2 separate regions of the Homo sapiens genome follow, and region 1 is linked to region 2. The links are chromatin loops, found by intact Hi-C in ENCODE. Cell type or tissue: heart right ventricle. All regions are shown on one strand. Each heading gives the region's core, and the rest is flanking DNA. Links, peaks and the distances in the headings are about the cores only.

Region 1 (8,112 bases), core at 2,133-7,132, 54 kb before region 2:
AGAAAAAAAAATCTTGGAAATTACAACAAACATCAAATTGATACAACCACTTTCTGAGTTCACCTAGTTGCATATCTCAACTTGCTGTGGCGACCAGGAGATTATGTTTATTTAGTCTCTAAAAGCATGTCTGATTATTTGGCTTTGCTCATCTGACCTGTGTACTTCCTCCTTTCCATGCACAACTACTACCTCCCAGAGGTAAACTCATTTACTCATAGAAGTTGGAATTCTCCAACACTACTGTCTTTTGGAAAGACTGTCAGAGGTGGGAGAATAGGGATAAACTTTTAGCTGTCTCATCCTTTCTTCATTTTCCCCTACCGCCTACTGACCTGGTTTACCACCTCCCACCATTTAGTGGCTCCAGGAATAAAAACATTATGAATTGAAGTATTAAAGGTAGCATGTGCCAAGATGATACACACGCATGCTTTATCAAATTACTTTTCACGTTCTAATCAAAGAATATGGGATTACAACCAATTTCAAGTTCACAGAGTGAAAGCCTCCCCTCAACCTTCATGCAACGTAAGCAAAAACTAGAGCTAGTGGGGAAAACCTGATGGGAAATAAAACCTAAAAACACATGCAACTAGTTACCCTTTTGACTTCCTCTTCCTTTGTGTACCTCAGACAAAACTGGAACACTCGAAGGTCTTTGCAGTGGATGATGAGCTTCTCAGGGTATTTCTTCAGTTGTCCAAAGAGAGTTTTCTTTTTCTCATCAAACACTACAGATCAGCAATGAAATCAGGAAGGGAAATTATGTTACACAGCAATAAGTGAATGCTAAAGAAATGAAGTAGATGATCAACTTCTAGGGATACTTCCCAAGAATGAGAGGAAAGGTGCTGCCTGACTTTTAAGTGACTGCCAAAGGAAGCCCAATCTCTTCCAGCAGGGGCCCTGGCTCTCTGAGAGCAGTCAGCGTGCTTCACTCCTCTGGAGTAAGCACAAGAACAGACTGGCCACTGTTGGCAGAACTGATTCCAGTGGCCCAAAGAAAACCCACTCTGAAAGTTGAGCTTATAAAAGATGAAAGGGAAATGACTAGAGACATGCTTTCATGACAGTCAACTCCTGGGTTTACAGCTAGGACCCCTGCTGAGACCCCCTACTGTCCCAGAATGTGGACCCACTCAGCACCTAGTAGTCTGGAGAACATCATAAATGATCACTGAATGATTTCTGAAGATGCCCCGAATACAAAAACATTCGGAAGTGGAACAGAGAGAGGCTTGGCAGGAGAGGCTTGTTTAGTCAGCAGAAAAGACATCTTAATGCAATACAACAGACCTTTTTATCAGAGCAGCCTATAAAGTAAAACCTACACAGCTAACTCTGATATCAAAAAGTCTGATCAACATCTAGCATATAATGGTGTCGTGTGAAGTATTAAAAAGAACAGGTTCCAAGTTCAGGTCCAAACTCCTCTAGCTAAGTGACCTTATATAAACCACTTTACATCTCAATTTTAGCATCTATAAAACAGATTTAAACAAGATGATATATGTGAAAAAATTTTTAAAAATTATAAATGGTCATAAAAATATTATTATCATTATCACCTATACTCTCAAAGGTTGCCAACACCCCAGGGAAAAACAGATACTTACCTCCATAAATCTGATCAACACAGTGGAGTGTAATGTCATTTTCTCCTATAACCTTATTCTTAAATTGAGTTTCCTAGAAGATTCAAAAGGAAACAACTGTGACTCCTCTGCATACTGTTAGACATTTATAGGCAGAGTAAATCACCATTCTCTACTTGGATATTAAGAAAAATGGGGGGCCGGGTGCAGTGGCTCACACCTGTAATCCCAGCACTTTGGGAGGCCGACGCGGGCGGATCACGAGGTCAGGAGATCGAGACCATCTTGCCTAACACGGTGAAACCCCATCTCTACTAAAAATACAAAAAATTAGCCAGGCTTGGTGGTGGGCGCCTGTAGTCCCAGCTACTCGGGAGGCTGAGGCAGGAGAATGGCGTGAAACCAGGAGGTGGAGCTTGCAGCCAGCCGAGATCGCACCACTGCACTTCAGCCTGGGTGACAGAACGAGACTCTGTCTCAAAAATAAATAAATAAATAAATAAAAATAAATGGGGAAATGCAGCGACATTCCTAAAAAAGGGACGATGAAGTATGTGAGAAAAGCTCCTGAGATTCATTCTGAGACAGGGTTTAGTTCTGTCACTCAGGCTAGGCTGGAGTGCAGTGGGGCAATCTTGGCTCACTGCAACCTCCACCTCTCAGGCTCAAGCTAACTTTGCACCTCAGCCTCCTGAGTAGCTGGGACTACAGGCACACTCCACCACTCCTAGCTAATTTTTGTGTTTTTTTAGAGACATGATTTCCACATGTTGCCCAGGCTGGTTTTGAACTCCTGAGCTCAAGCAATCCACCTGCCTCAGCCTCCCAAAGTGCTGAGATTACAGGTAAGAGCCACCGCGCGTGGTCCAGAACATGCCATTTCTGGGCCCCTCCTAGGCAAACCCACCATGCCACACACAATCACTTTGAGAAGTGTGGGGAAGTTATGTACAGGTTAACATTTCTCCACACAAATGTGAACAGGGGATTGACAGAGCTACCTGAAGTCAGCTTCAGGAAGAACAAGAGATTCAAGTTTCTGGTGAATGCTCTCTTTGTACAGGACTATGAACCAAGCCCAAGGCCAGATGGAAGAGGCAGTACTGGTGCTGCTGTTTAAAAAACAAGGGTGATCTGGGACAGTTGGCACATTGGGGCCAGGATGTGCCTTGGTTGGGTTTCCACTAACATATGGTGCTCTCCTAGTGGTATGGGCAGTTCTCTCCTTACCTGATTGCTCATTCTTCATGAATAGGAACAAATTTCACAAGGCTACTGCTACTAGGTTCAGATTAAACATAAGGTGAGCCGGGTGAGGCGGCTCATGTCTGTAATCCCAGCACTTTGAGAGGCCAAAGCGGGTGGATTTCTTGAGCTCAGAACTTCGAGACCAGCATGGGCAACATGGCAAAACCCTGCCTCTACCAAAAATAACAAAATTAGCCAGGCGTGAATGTCACACGCCTATGGTCCTAGCTACTCAGGAGGCTGAGGTGGGAGGATTACTGGAGCCACGACTACGCCACAGCACTCCAACCTGAATGACAGAGTGAGACTCTGTCTCAAAAACAATTAAAAATAAAAAACAAAACAAAAACAGAGTGAACCCAAATTCAAAGGCTGCATTCACCATCGGTTTCATTACTGAACTCAGTTCCTGGGTTTAAGGAAGAGCTTAGTATAGAGAAAACGTGGGGAACTAGTATATTTGGAAGATGTTATTCCAGTGAGTGATATATATTGCACTGAAATACAGAAGAAAATTGAAAGTTGACACATGAGGTCAAAAGTAAGCCAGTATGACATGAGGCACGGGTGAGAAATTTCTTAACGGTCCTGCCACGGAAAGGAGACCCTGAACGACAGAGAGCAGGCCAGTGATGAGAAGGACTCCGTCCTTTGTGTGTATTTATGTGGGATGGTGGGGAGGGTGGGGATGATGGGAAGTGGAGTAACTGAGTAGCTGGGGGAAAAAAGACAACAGAGCTATTTTACAACTGTGCTATTCCCCCCAAACTTCACCAAATGCAGTTCATACATTCAGGATTTCTGTCCTTTGTGTTTATGTGTGTTAGGGGGTAGAGTAACTGAGAAGCTGGGAAAAAAAGACAACGGAACCACAACCACACTGTTGCCCACAAACTCTGCCAAATGCAGCCCATACATACATCATTATCCAATGCAGATTCATCATCACCCAAGAAGGCAATCTTGAAGTCTGTGCAGACAAGCCTCCCATAGACCCCATGCTGACAGGAATCTTCCTGGACATACTTCAGTACTGTGCTGGCTTCACAAAGCAGCTGTTCACCTGGTAGAAACCAAAACAGGTCCTCCTTAGAGTTCTCAGGGAACATACGATATGCAAACACTAAAGGCTTTCCAGCCCTATTTACATAAGGACAAACATACAATACAACACAGGGCTTTAGAACTTTACACTTTTCAGCATGGCAGGAGCTGCAAAAACATAAGAGAGAAGATGCGGCAGAGTGGAAACCACCAAGAAGTGAAATTGAAATGGCTCAGATACACCTCTGTGCAGGACATTTCTCTATCTTCTCACTGGGAATAATGGAAATTTCCAAATAGGTACTAATGATCTGAGCTGCACTTTCACGCAGAAATCTTAGTGTTTTCATTACTTTGACCCAAGCAGATGTTCCATAGAAGCAATACCCTAAGTGAACACAGATGGGCTTGCCCCAGTCTGCCCTAAAAAAACGCAGATCCCAAGCCCACTTTCCTGTGAGAGGGGGCAGCTTCTAATACTGGAAGTGCTGAGAGAGAGTGACAGTGCCTCCCTGGCCATGGGACTTCCAGGCAGCTTCCATAGATCCAGGAGGTGTTGCCGCCTTCCACAGCATGACCACCCTCGTTCTGGCTCCACGCTGGGAAAACAGAGGTCAGAGGTTTGTGGGGAAAAAACGTGTTTCCTCTCTTTCTTAGTTAAGCGTATTTCCTTTCAATGCGTCACCTCTCCTCCTCCATCTGCAGCACCCAGCCGACGTGAGAAGCTGCAGCCCCTGGAGACAGAAAGTATCCCTCCTTGCAGTCAAAAAGATGAGGATTAGGGAATAGGTCAGTATTCTCTGCCATCTGGAAGCAGAGGAGCTCACGGGGGCAGGCAAAAGAGAAGACTATGGGGGAAATGAAAAACTAAGTATAAATGTTTTGCAACAACAACAAAAAAAACCCAAAGGATTTTTCTTCTCATGCAACAGATAACCATCTTCTCCTTGGAATCTCCCACTTGATAGCTCCTTCAAGGTCTTTAAATTTACTTTTTGGCTCAAAATTTATTTAGTCTACCTTCAATATGAAAACGAACAGTTTCAGACACTCAGAAGGGACAAATATTATGGTGCTGTTCTCTCATCTTTCAAGGGGTTAATTACCTCTGGCTGAAACACTAAGGAAATACCGGAAGATGGCTCAGTCACTAGGTCAGCCTCTCAAGAGATCACAGTTTGAAGGAAATAATGAAGACAGGGCCTCATTAGGGTTTAAAATAGTCCCAGAAAAAGTGTCTCTGCCAAGTCCATGGGGGAAGACATGTAAGCAAGGCTTCCTGTGCTTTCACCTCCCAATACTTTTAATGGTGAAATACTTTTAATGGTGAGGCTCTCCCCAAGACCAGGCCAGCCCCGTCCCATGCTCATGTACTAGCGACCAGAAATTAGCATGCACTAGCTAATACAACATTCCTGGTGAGGCCCTCTGCAAACATGGCATGTTGTGCCATAATCAGCTGGTTTATACCAGATCACAGAGTCTAGAAGCACAAGAGTTGGGAGCTAGAAATGATCTTTGTCTAGTTTGTGAAACTAGGCTCAGAGAAGTTAACTGTGAACTCACCGCTGCACACCCACACCTAGATGAGACTGTGAAGTAATTCAGGAGGGGGGAGAATATGCATAATGCTAAGCTAAAAATAAAATTTCTGAATCTATAACACCAAGAAGAGAAAAACAAGAGGAGATAAGGTTTAAGTCATCACTATAGAAAAAAAGCCTTTGACATTTAAAAACATCAAAAAAAGTTATAGAATTCTTTTACCAAATAACGTGGATCAGTCAGAAACTTGCACAGATTTATATCCCCTCAATAAACTGGAATAAAATAAAAAGCAACAGAATAAAGCCTGTATTGTTTTGGGGAAATGTACCTTAAAGAACTTATTTTAAAAAAGCTATTTTGAATTAAGAAAAAGAAAGTAGAAAAAGAATTAAATACATGGATCACAGAATATCCCATATATGGAGAGGATACACCACCAAGTAGTTACTACTCCTGAACATGGAAATGACTAAAACTTAACTTAAGCTAAAGTCACTGTCCTCTACCTCAAAAATATTTAACCAATCCAGGCTCCTTCGCAATGACTGCAGGGCGAAGTGCTGGCAGCCCCAAGGCTGGTAAACCCCAGCATCCCCAGTACACGTGCTCACATGCACAAGTGGGTATGGACTGAGAGGTAAAGCCACCCACCAATGGTTGCCTTGGGAGGCCATAGCAGTTGAATTGTTTTCCTCAATTCCCTACAGATTGGGGATCAGCATACTGGAAGAGGCCATTAGAATGGCCTGAAAAAGTCCTCATTTGCTTGTGAAAGCAGTGAGAACATTCCAGGTTTATTTTCATCAGTTTGGGGGAAGAGGAAACAAGAAAAATTCTTTGCAGATGTTGTAATACTCAGACCCAGGTGTGTAGTTATTGAACTACAAACCTTGATATGTTTTTTCAATTCATTACTGTTATATGTGAGAAGATGAAAACAAAGGAGTTTAAATATAGCAAGGCTAGGGATGATGTAATTTATCATTGGCTTTGCCTTGCATAGGAGTTACTATGCTAACATGACAGTTACCTGGCAACAAGTGAAGAGTTACTTCCTTCTCTGTTACTTCCTTTTCGTTTGTGTGAATTTCCTAAAAGAGAAGAGCAAAGGATATTTTTCTTTGTTTAAGGGTTTAAAATGAATAACATTAAGCCATGCTTTCAGAATACACACTAAAATATCACATACCCTCAGGAGCTTTTCGTTTATGTTACAAGCTACTTTTTTTTTTTTTTTTTTTTTTTTTTTTTTTGAGATGGAGTCTCACTCTGTTGCCAGGCTGGAGTGCAGTGGCACGATCTCAGCTCACTGCAACCTCTGCCTCCCAGGTTCAAGTGATTCTCCTGTCTCAGCCTCCCAAGTAGCTGGGACTACAGGCGTGTGCCACCACGCCCAGCTAATTGTTTGTATTTTTAGTAGAGATGGGGTTTCACCTTGTTGGTCAGGATAGTCTTGATCTCTTGACCTTGTGATCTGCCCGCGTCAGCCTCCCAAAGTGCTGGGATTACAGGCGTGAGCCACCATGCCTGGCCCAAGCTAGATACTTTTTAAAAACAGGAAGTGTTCTAACTAAAGGAAGACAGAAAACTCCAAGTTATGGATATTTAATGTATTAAACTAATTATTTAGGACTGATAACTAGTAGCTGTCCCAAGTAGAGGGGGTGAGGTGGGCACTCCTTATCTCTCCTTATCTAAGGAACAACTTGAAGTGTCACATAGCAAAGCAAGGCTGCTCAAACACAGAATCTGAAATAAAAGAGATGGCCCAGCGTGGTGGCTCACACCTGTAATTCCAGCACTTTGGGTGGCCGAGATGGGCAGATAACTTGAGGTCAGGAGTTCGAAACCAGCCTGGCCAACATGGCAAAACCCCGTCTCTACTAAAAATACAAAAATTAGCCAGGCATGGTAGTGAGTGCCTGTAATCCCAGCTACTTGGGAGGCTAGGGCAGGAGAAACACTTTAATTCGGGAGGCAGAGGCTGCAGTGAGCCGAGATTATGCCACTGCACTCCAGCCTGGGTAACAGTGGGACTCTGTCTCAAAAAAAAAAGAAAAAGAAAGAAAGAAAAGAGACAACACGCCACAGCATGATCCCCTCTCCTTCCAGTGAGGATCAAGGGTTGAAAGCAAAAGATGATGTGTTCTTGAAAGAATATGGACACATAAATAAGGCCCAAAGGTAAGAATAGGAAAACATGAATGTATCAAGTCAGTATTGATCCAGCTAATCTACAGCACACCAGGGCTCAGTAAAGAGAGCTGGGACATTCTTTGTCCATTCAAAGTTACCTAAAACCACAAGACAGTGCCAAGGGATACAGTCATTTCTAACAGAGAATCAAGGCCAGTTTCTGGGTCACTGCTTCTCAGTAAAAATATATTCAAATGCCTCTACTTGGGGCTCAGTATTTATGGGATATTCAAAGATAATTAATTACAAACATGAATGAATGAATAGACCAAAGCAATGATCATATATGGCTGTTAACATAACAAAGAGAGGCACCATGGGCCTCCTAATAAAGTGTGCCACACCATCCAGGAAGTGTTCTTGCCAAAATATCTAACCTCAGTCTCCTTGAACTTCCACAGCAATCAGCCAATGTATCAGAAACACTGGGACAGAGAAACATGTCAAATAATACAGTGGGGATATAATCAGTCAAATT
Region 2 (8,112 bases), core at 1,258-6,257:
ATATGTATCTAACAGGTGCTTAGCACATAGCAGGAATTTAATAAATATTTTCACCTGAGTGAGTGAAATGGCATTCATTAGATGAAACGCAGAGAGGCCAGTGACTGACTCAGCACAGAAGCAAGAATTAAAACTCTAGGTAGGTGTGATGGCTCACACCTGTAATCCCAGCACTTTGGGAGACTGAGGCGGATGGATCACCTGAGGTCAGGAGTTCAAGACCAGCCTGACCAATATGGAGAAACCCTGTCTCTACTAAAAATACAAAAATTAGCCAGGCGTGGTAGCTCATGCCTGTAATCCCAGCTAGTCGGGAGGCTGAGACAGGAGAATCACTTGAATTTGGGAGGTGGAGGTTGTGGTGAGCCGAGATTGTGCCATTGCACTCCAGCCTGGGCAACAAGAGCGAAACTCCATCTCAAAAAAAAAAAAAAAAAAAAAAAAACCAGAAACCAAAACTCTAGCACCCTGGTTAGACCTGCAGTTTTCTTTTCTTTTAATTTTTATAGAGAGAGGGTTTCAGCATGTTGGCCAGGCTAGTCTCAAACTCCTAGGCTCAAGCAATCTGTTGGCCTTGGCTTCCCAAAGTGTTGAGATCACAGGCGTGAGCCACTGCACCGGGCCTCCTGCCTGCACTTTTAAGTGGATACAAACTAGGACCTGTTTTTATGTATATATAATTTGTATATATATTCAAGGACTAAAATGCCTCTTGCCAAAATTCACCTTTAGCAAATGGTCTGGTGTCTGCAGACTTCTCTCTTCTTTCACTGGAACTAGAAAATTTCTTAGCCTCTTACTGCAACAAAGGGTCTTTCAGCCCTCCTGTGAAGATGGTGAGGAGCAGACCTGGATGAAAAAGCATTTGGATTGTTCTTAATCTTGTGGTGTCATAATATGAGGGCCTGCTGGGAAGACTTTGTGGTGATTTATTGATTTTTGTTTGTTTGCTTTCATTTTTTTGCTGTTTCAAAAAATACACAACCTAAGCTGGTCGCATGGTGGGAGACTTGAGGAGCCTACTCTTTGTGATCTGTATTCTGCCTTCTTCAAAGCACAAGTTAATGACCTGGTTGGTTTATTCATCAAGTAGGGGTTACCAGTGGTCACTGTGACTCACCTCTTAGCCTCTCCTAATAAGACTGGAAGTTCTCAAGAGCAGGGATGGTCTCCTTTATCACGAGCACCTAACCAACCACTGACACTACAATATTAAGTGAGTCCTCAGTGAGGACTGCAGAAATGAGGACTCTCATCCATTAGGGTGTGAGTGTCAACTGATGGGACAAGAGGAAAGGTAATTTTGCAATGTACATCAAAAATTGTCTCACGGCCTGGTGCAGTGGCTCATGCCTGTAATACCAGCAATTCAGGAGGCCAAGGTTGAGGGGAACACTTGAGGTCAGGAGTTTGAGACCAGCCTGGACAACATAAAAATTAGCCAGGTATGATGGTGTGTGCCTGTAATCCCAGGTACTTGGAAGGCTGAGGCAGGAGAATTGCTTGAACCCAGGAGGCTGAGGTTGTAGTGAGCTGAGATTGGGCCACTGCACTCCAGCCTGGGTGACAGAGCAAGACTCTGTCTCCAAAATAAATAAATAAATAAACCATCTCAGGGCTTTGACTTCTAAAAGTTTAGCCTACAGATATACATGTGTAAAGGTTGTAAAGTTTCATGGTTGGAGGCAGATATTCTGGACTCAGACTGCCTAGGTTCAAGTCCTGCCTCCACCAGTTACTAAATATGTGACCCTTAATGATGCATTTATCTTCTTGGACCTCAATTTTCTCACCTATAAAAGTGGTTGTGAGGATGATAATGGGAACTACCTCACAGGATTGAATGAGTTAATAAATATAACGTGTTTAGAGTGTTGACATATATTATATGAAAGCCAAGATACAGTGAGTGATTAAAGCAAGGGGCAGAGCAGTATGCATCTGTAAAAACGGGTGGATTATAGACTACATGTATCTCTTTTTTTCTTTTTCTTTTTCTTTTTTTTTTTTGAGACAGAGTCTAACTCTGTTGCCCAGGCTGGAGTGCAATGGCACGATCTTGGCTCACTGCAAACTCCACCTCCCGGGTTCAAATGATTCTCCTGTTTCAGCTTCTGAGTAGCTGGAATTACAGGCACATGCCGCCATGCCCAGCTAATTTTTGTATTTTTCAGTAGAGACAGGGTTTCACCATGTTGGCCAGGCTGGTCTTGAACTCCCAACCTCAGGTGATCCTCCCCCCTCGGCCTCCCACAGTGGTACCTATCTCTTTATATTTGCATAGAACGTCTTTGGATATATACAAAGGGAACTATAACATTCATTGCTTTTAGAAAGGGAAATTGGGGCCAGGCGTGGTGGCTTACACCTGTAATCCCAGCACTTTGGGAGACCGAGGTGGGCAGATCACGAGGTCAGGAGATTGAGACCACCCCAGCTAACACAGTGAAACCCCGTCTCACTACAAATACAAAAAATTAGCCAGGCGTGGTGGCGGGCGCCTGTAGTCCCAGCTACTCGGGAGGCTGAGGCAGGAGAATGGTATGAACCCAGGAGGCAGAGCTTGCAATGAGCCGAGATCGCGCCACTGCACTCCAGCCTGGGTGACAGAGTGAGACTCCATCTCAAAAAAAAAAAAAAAAAAGAAAAGAAAGGGAAACTGGGCCAGCCACGGCGGCTCATGCCTGTAGTCCCAACACTTTGGGAGGCTGAGGTGGGTGGATCGCTTGAGCTCAGAAGTTCAAGACTAGTCTGGGCAACATTGTGAAACCCTATCTCTACAAAAAATACAAAAATTAGCCTGGCGTGGTGGCACATGCCTGTAGTCCTAGCTACTTGGGAGGCTGGGGCAGGAGGATTGCTTGAGCCCAGGAGGTGGAGGTTGCAATGAACTTAGATCACACTACTGCACTCCAGCCTGGGTGACGGAGTAGGCCTCTCTCTCAAAACAAACAAACAAACAAACAAACAAACAAACAAACAAACAAAAGGAAACTGGGTGTTTGGAGAAATTATTGGAAAAAAAATGCCCTTTTTAAACTTTTGGATTTTGAGCCATGAGAATTATTTCCTAGCCCCAACAGTAAATAAATTAATTTTTTTTGCTGTCTCAGTGTAGCTTTTTTTAACTGAGGTGAAAGTTGTATAAGATAATATTAGCCATTTTATAGTAGGAATTAAAATAATCTAAATTTTAACATTAAAACATGAGCCTTTACCAAGAACTTTACCATTTTCTGTTTCTGCCTGTCTTGGCGTGGGTCGCCAAGTCATCCCATCCAAATGTCTACTCTCAGTGCTACCAGCTCTTTTAATATCTTCCTTAGAGACTGTTGGAAGTGGTCTAGAGTTAGACTCTTTCTGAATTCTTTTTTTTTTTTGGAGACAGAGCCTTGCTCTGTTGCCCAGGTTAGAGTGCAGTGGCGTGTTCTCGGCTCACTGCAACCTCCGCCTCCCAGGTTTAAGCGATCCTCCCACCTCAGCCTCCCAGGTAGCTGGGATTACAGATGTGTACCACCATACCTGGCTAATTTTTGTATTTTTAGTAGACACAGGGTTTCGCCATGTTGGCCAGGCTGGTCTCGAACTCCTGGCCTCAAGCTATCCACCCGCCACAGCCTCCCAAAGTGCTGGGATTACAGGCATGAGCCACCACGCCCTGCCCTCTTTCTGAATTCTTTTTTTTTTTTTTTTTTTTTTTTTTGAGATGGAGTCTTGTTCTGTCACCCAGGCTGGAGTGCAGTGGCGTGATCTCGGCTCACTGCAACCTCTGCCTCCCTGGTTCAAGCGATTCTCCTGCCTCAGCCTCCCGAGTAGCTGGGATTACAGGCACTCGCCATCATGCCTGACTAATTTTTGTATTTTTGTAGAGATGGGGTTTTACCATTTTGGCTAGGCTGATCTTGAACTCCTGACCTCAGGTGATCCGCCTGGCTCGGCCTCCCAAAGTGCTGGGATTACAGGCCTGAGCCACCATGCCCGGCCTCTTTCTGAATTCTTAAGCATCTAGAATCTGTTTGCTATCTTAGTCTGTCCACGTGAATATGTCTCGGATTGACTGGTATAGGTCCGTGTCTTTTCTTCTTGAGAGCTACTGCGAGCTCCTCACGGTCAAAGTCCCCTCCTGCGCTCCCCAATATGCCCTGTTCCCAAAGTGCCGTCCTCAGTGCTTTGAGTAGATCAGCAGATGGACAGAAAAGCCTTCAGGACTTGACTGAACCATGGGAGCCGCGGGGACGAGGACACTGTGCCCTCTACAGGACGATTTCAAAAGTGGTGGCAAGAAAGGTATTCTCAGCACAGACTGGGAAATTCTCCCACGTAGCTGCACAGCATAAAGGAAAATGACAAAGGAGGCTGGGCCTGGTCCTTCCCTGCCCTCTGTCACCAGGCCTCCTCTGGGCACACTTACTGGGCCCACAACCACATCAGGCATGGAGTGGAAACTCGGCTTGAGCTGCAGGCCACCTGGGCGCTATAGAACTGTAACTCCCAGGGCTGGGAGAAAACTCATTTTGAAGGTGGGGTCACAGGGCCCAGAGAAGTAAAACAACTCGCCCAGGATCACAGTGCTGGTCAGTGCCACCCTGACACTTACTCCGACCATGTAACTTCTGAACCTTGATTCTAAGCCAAGTGGTCTGATGTAGGCAACTGAATGTGGTTATTTCTGAGCTTTTTCTTTGTCAATCCAGGCCTTATGAGCCAGTCACAGTTCATTTCCAGCTCCTCTCTCTGTTTTCCTCCCTCTCCCCTTTGGGCTGAATTGAAGGCTCTAGGAGTGCGCAGAGCCTCTATTTGGGATGGGATGGGTGGGGTTGCCCATCTCCCTGACTTGGGTCCCAGGGCTGGGCTTGTCCATTCCTTGGCAGGGAAGGTGCTTGGCTTGGAGGGTGCTAACTCAGGCCTGCCATCACTCCTTCCTGCTCCCGTGCAGCTCGCTGCTTCCTCAGAGATGCAGCTAAGTCCTTTCTCACCCTTTGGCTGGCTTATGCCATGTCCTTGAACCGGTGTGCTCATTTCCTCTGCTGGGCGGCCTCCCAGTTGCACCTTGGCTCTCTCTCCTAATTACTTGCTGTGTCTCACTTGAGGGCCGTGGAAAACTTGGGAGACATAGAGACAAGCTCTGCAGCACCTGGAAAGACCATGGCTCCATTTCAACCACTCCATACCATGCGTATGCATGTGTGTGTGTGTGTGCATGCAAGTATGTGTGTGCGTGCGTGTGTGGCAGGGTCGAGGGAGTTGGTCAGGAGGTCCATCAGCTACAAAACTCTCAGACAGAGGTGCAGGACTCAGGCCCCTTCTTCTCTCATATCCCCCAAATGACAGGCAAACTGTGGGGAGGTGATAAGTGGAATGACACTACCTCCTTCTCCCTGCGCTCTTTCCAGACCTGTCTCTCTCCTGGCTCAGAGCCCTCATGGTGCGTGTATGTGTATGTGTGCCTGGTCATGTTGGGAGGGAAGAGAGTTGGGATGTAGGAGAGGGAAGTAGCAGCTAGAAAAACCTGTTGTGCTCCCCATTTAAATTTCTCTTGACTCATTCCAGGATAATAGAGGTCAAGTTCAGGCATCTGACTTAGGGATGATCTCCATCCAGGAGGGAGGAATGAAGAAGCTTGTTGATGTCTCAAATTATTAAGATTGACACAATTAAATGCTTTACATGTCATTCAATCAAACAAAGGCTGCGCATCACAAATAAAAATAATGTGTTCTTCTGGATTTTATCTGAGATCAAAGCATGAAGTTTAGATCTGAGAATTTCTGGCTGGGCTGAGCTGATCAGGGAAGGGTGAGAACAACCAGGCTGTCTGTTCTTCAAGTTGAAGGAAGATGACACTGAGACAATCTTCTCTTCCTTCCAAATTTTGTTCAGGGCTGAATAGGGTTTGAAAACCTGGAAGAAGAATGAGAAGACGCCTCTTTTCCGCAGAGGAGGGCTGCTGGTGTTTGGAGCCTAATGATCTTAGAAAGAAGGAAGCTGTTGCTGACTTAGGGGTTGGGAGAACCTTCTCAAATAAAAACAGGCCAGGCGTGCCTCCCTGCTGGGATACTGGATCTTTGCTTAAAGTGCAGTTAGACCTGTTTTGGGCTTGGCTAACCGTTCCTACTCACTGAAGAGCTGAAGGGCTTATTGTTCAGGTGGCTGTAAAAGAACCCGGAGGTTGTGAAAGGCCCACTGTTTAATATTTGTAAAGGTCATCTGCCTCAAGGTTAAAATGTAATCAAACAATTTTTTTAAAAATCCTTTTTGTCCAAAGGTAAAAAAGAGAACATAAGGAATAGAAATTGTTAAGCTGCAAAGAAACATCTCTGTATTTTATAGACTAACTTTTCTGCTTGGGCGTTGTTCATGATCAGCCATTTCCCTGTCCCCCTACCTCCCTCCAGAACACTGGAGTCTATTCACCATTCATTCACCTGGCCTCTGGAACGGGTTCTGAGAGCAGCCAAGTACAGCACCAAACAAGGCAACCTCAGACACTGCAAATATCTTACACACGTTTAAGTTGTCTGAAAAGAAGTTTTATGGCTTAGCTGAACTGGGAGCCAGAAAGGGGGCGGGGAGCGGGAGGAGTCCATTTATTTTCTCACCTCATGTGAGACGACATCAACTGAAAAGAAAATGACAAGAGAAACTCAGTTTGGAACAACGTAGGGGCAGAGAAGTAATCCATTCATTTTTAGAAAGCTCTGTTCTCCTTTTTTACTGGTCTCTTCATGTCACCAAGACAACACCTTTCCCCATCCCAGAGGAAAGACTCTGTCACACTCGGTCAGAGAAGAAGCATCTCACAAAGGTCTGTGAGGCTGAACTCAGAAAAAAAGCAGGACATGCATATATGTGGGGAGGTGAGAGCAAGGACTTTGCTCTGGAGGTTACTGTTGGTTATAACACAGGGAGAAGTCAAAGACAAGACAAGAAGGACGGGTTGGAGCCACAGTTGATGGGGCTTTGAATACCATGCTAAAAAGTTTGCAATTTATCCTTAAGCATGTTGCAATTTATCCTTAGGATAAGTTTTACGCCTTTTAAATTTAAAGTTTATGTTATATTTTATTTTGAGACAATGTCTCACTATGTTGCCCAGGCTGGTCTTGAACTCCTGGCCTCAAGCCATCCTTCTGCCTCAACCTTCCGAATGGCTGGGACTTACAGGCATGCACTACTGTGCCCAGCTTACAGCTTTAAAAAAAAGAGAATTATTAAGTCATCATTATTTAAGAATTATTAATTAATTCACTATTAAGTAGGAAAAATAATTACAGAAATCCTAGAAACTAGATATTAGCAATTTTAATCAAATAGAAATCAAAATCCCAAAGAAAACAAGCCATAATCATACTACACAGGGTAAACACAAGAACATTTTGGGGAAGAGTGGTCTATATGTATATTCATGTCTATTCAAACAAAAAAGAATAATGATTTACACCTGTTTTTTTGTTTGGTTGTTTGTTTGTTTGTTTTGAGATGGAGTCTGGCTCTGTCATCCAGGCTGGAGTGCAGTGGTGCGAGCTTGGCTCACTGCAACCTCTGCCTCCCAGGTTCAAGCAATTCTCCTGCCTCAGCCTCCCGAGTAGCTGGGATTACAAGTGTGTGCCACCACGCCCGGCTAATTTTTTTATTTTTAATAGAGACGGGGTTTCGCCATGTTGGCCAGTCTGATCTTAAACTCCTGACCTCAAGCGATCCACCCACCTCGGCCTCCCAAAGTGTTGGGATTACAGGCGCGAGCCACCGCGCCCAGCCTACACCTGGTTTTATGACCTGATTTTTTTTCATCAAACATTATAAAGTAGATTTCTTCATGTGTTATTCGCCTACATAGTTATTTCGTCTTTTCCTGACCTAACATTCCTGAGGAGTTGACACATCTCATGAGTAACAGGGATTGAAAAAGGAATGATATTTAAAAATGAGGCACTCCCCTTTAATTAATTAATTAATTAATATATATACAGGGCCTCACTCTGTCATCCAGGCTGGAGTTTAGTGGTACAATCATGGCTCACTGCAGCCCCGACTTCTCGGGCTCAAGGGATCCTCACACCTCAGTCCCCCAGTAACCAGGACTATATGTTCATAAACCCATGCCCAGATAAC

The links. Peaks named below come from ENCODE experiments on the same cell type or tissue, not always from the same donor. Only the 100,000 strongest peaks of a DNase experiment are listed, where the experiment ranks them.
Region 1: it touches region 2 in a loop (2.1-fold over the local background); 32 of 110 quality-filtered maps call a loop at or near these places.

What each region holds. Positions count from the first base shown.
Region 1 is chr5:32,270,214-32,278,325 of GRCh38, forward strand. It overlaps MTMR12 (myotubularin related protein 12), which reads right to left. Exons shown (of 16, transcript NM_001040446.3): 2 at 6,469-6,529; 3 at 3,767-3,909; 4 at 1,620-1,692; 5 at 604-734. Among named protein-coding and RNA genes, the nearest start is that of MTMR12, 39 kb to the right of the region's middle. In heart right ventricle, for the core only: no CTCF peak of the experiment used is centred there; a DNase peak (open chromatin) is centred at 4,548; H3K27ac peaks cover 3,596 bases.
Region 2 is chr5:32,325,296-32,333,407 of GRCh38, forward strand. No RefSeq gene overlaps it. Among named protein-coding and RNA genes, the nearest start is that of MTMR12, 16 kb to the left of the region's middle. In heart right ventricle, for the core only: a CTCF peak has its summit at 4,269 (motif pointing left); a DNase peak (open chromatin) is centred at 4,246; H3K27ac peaks cover 604 bases.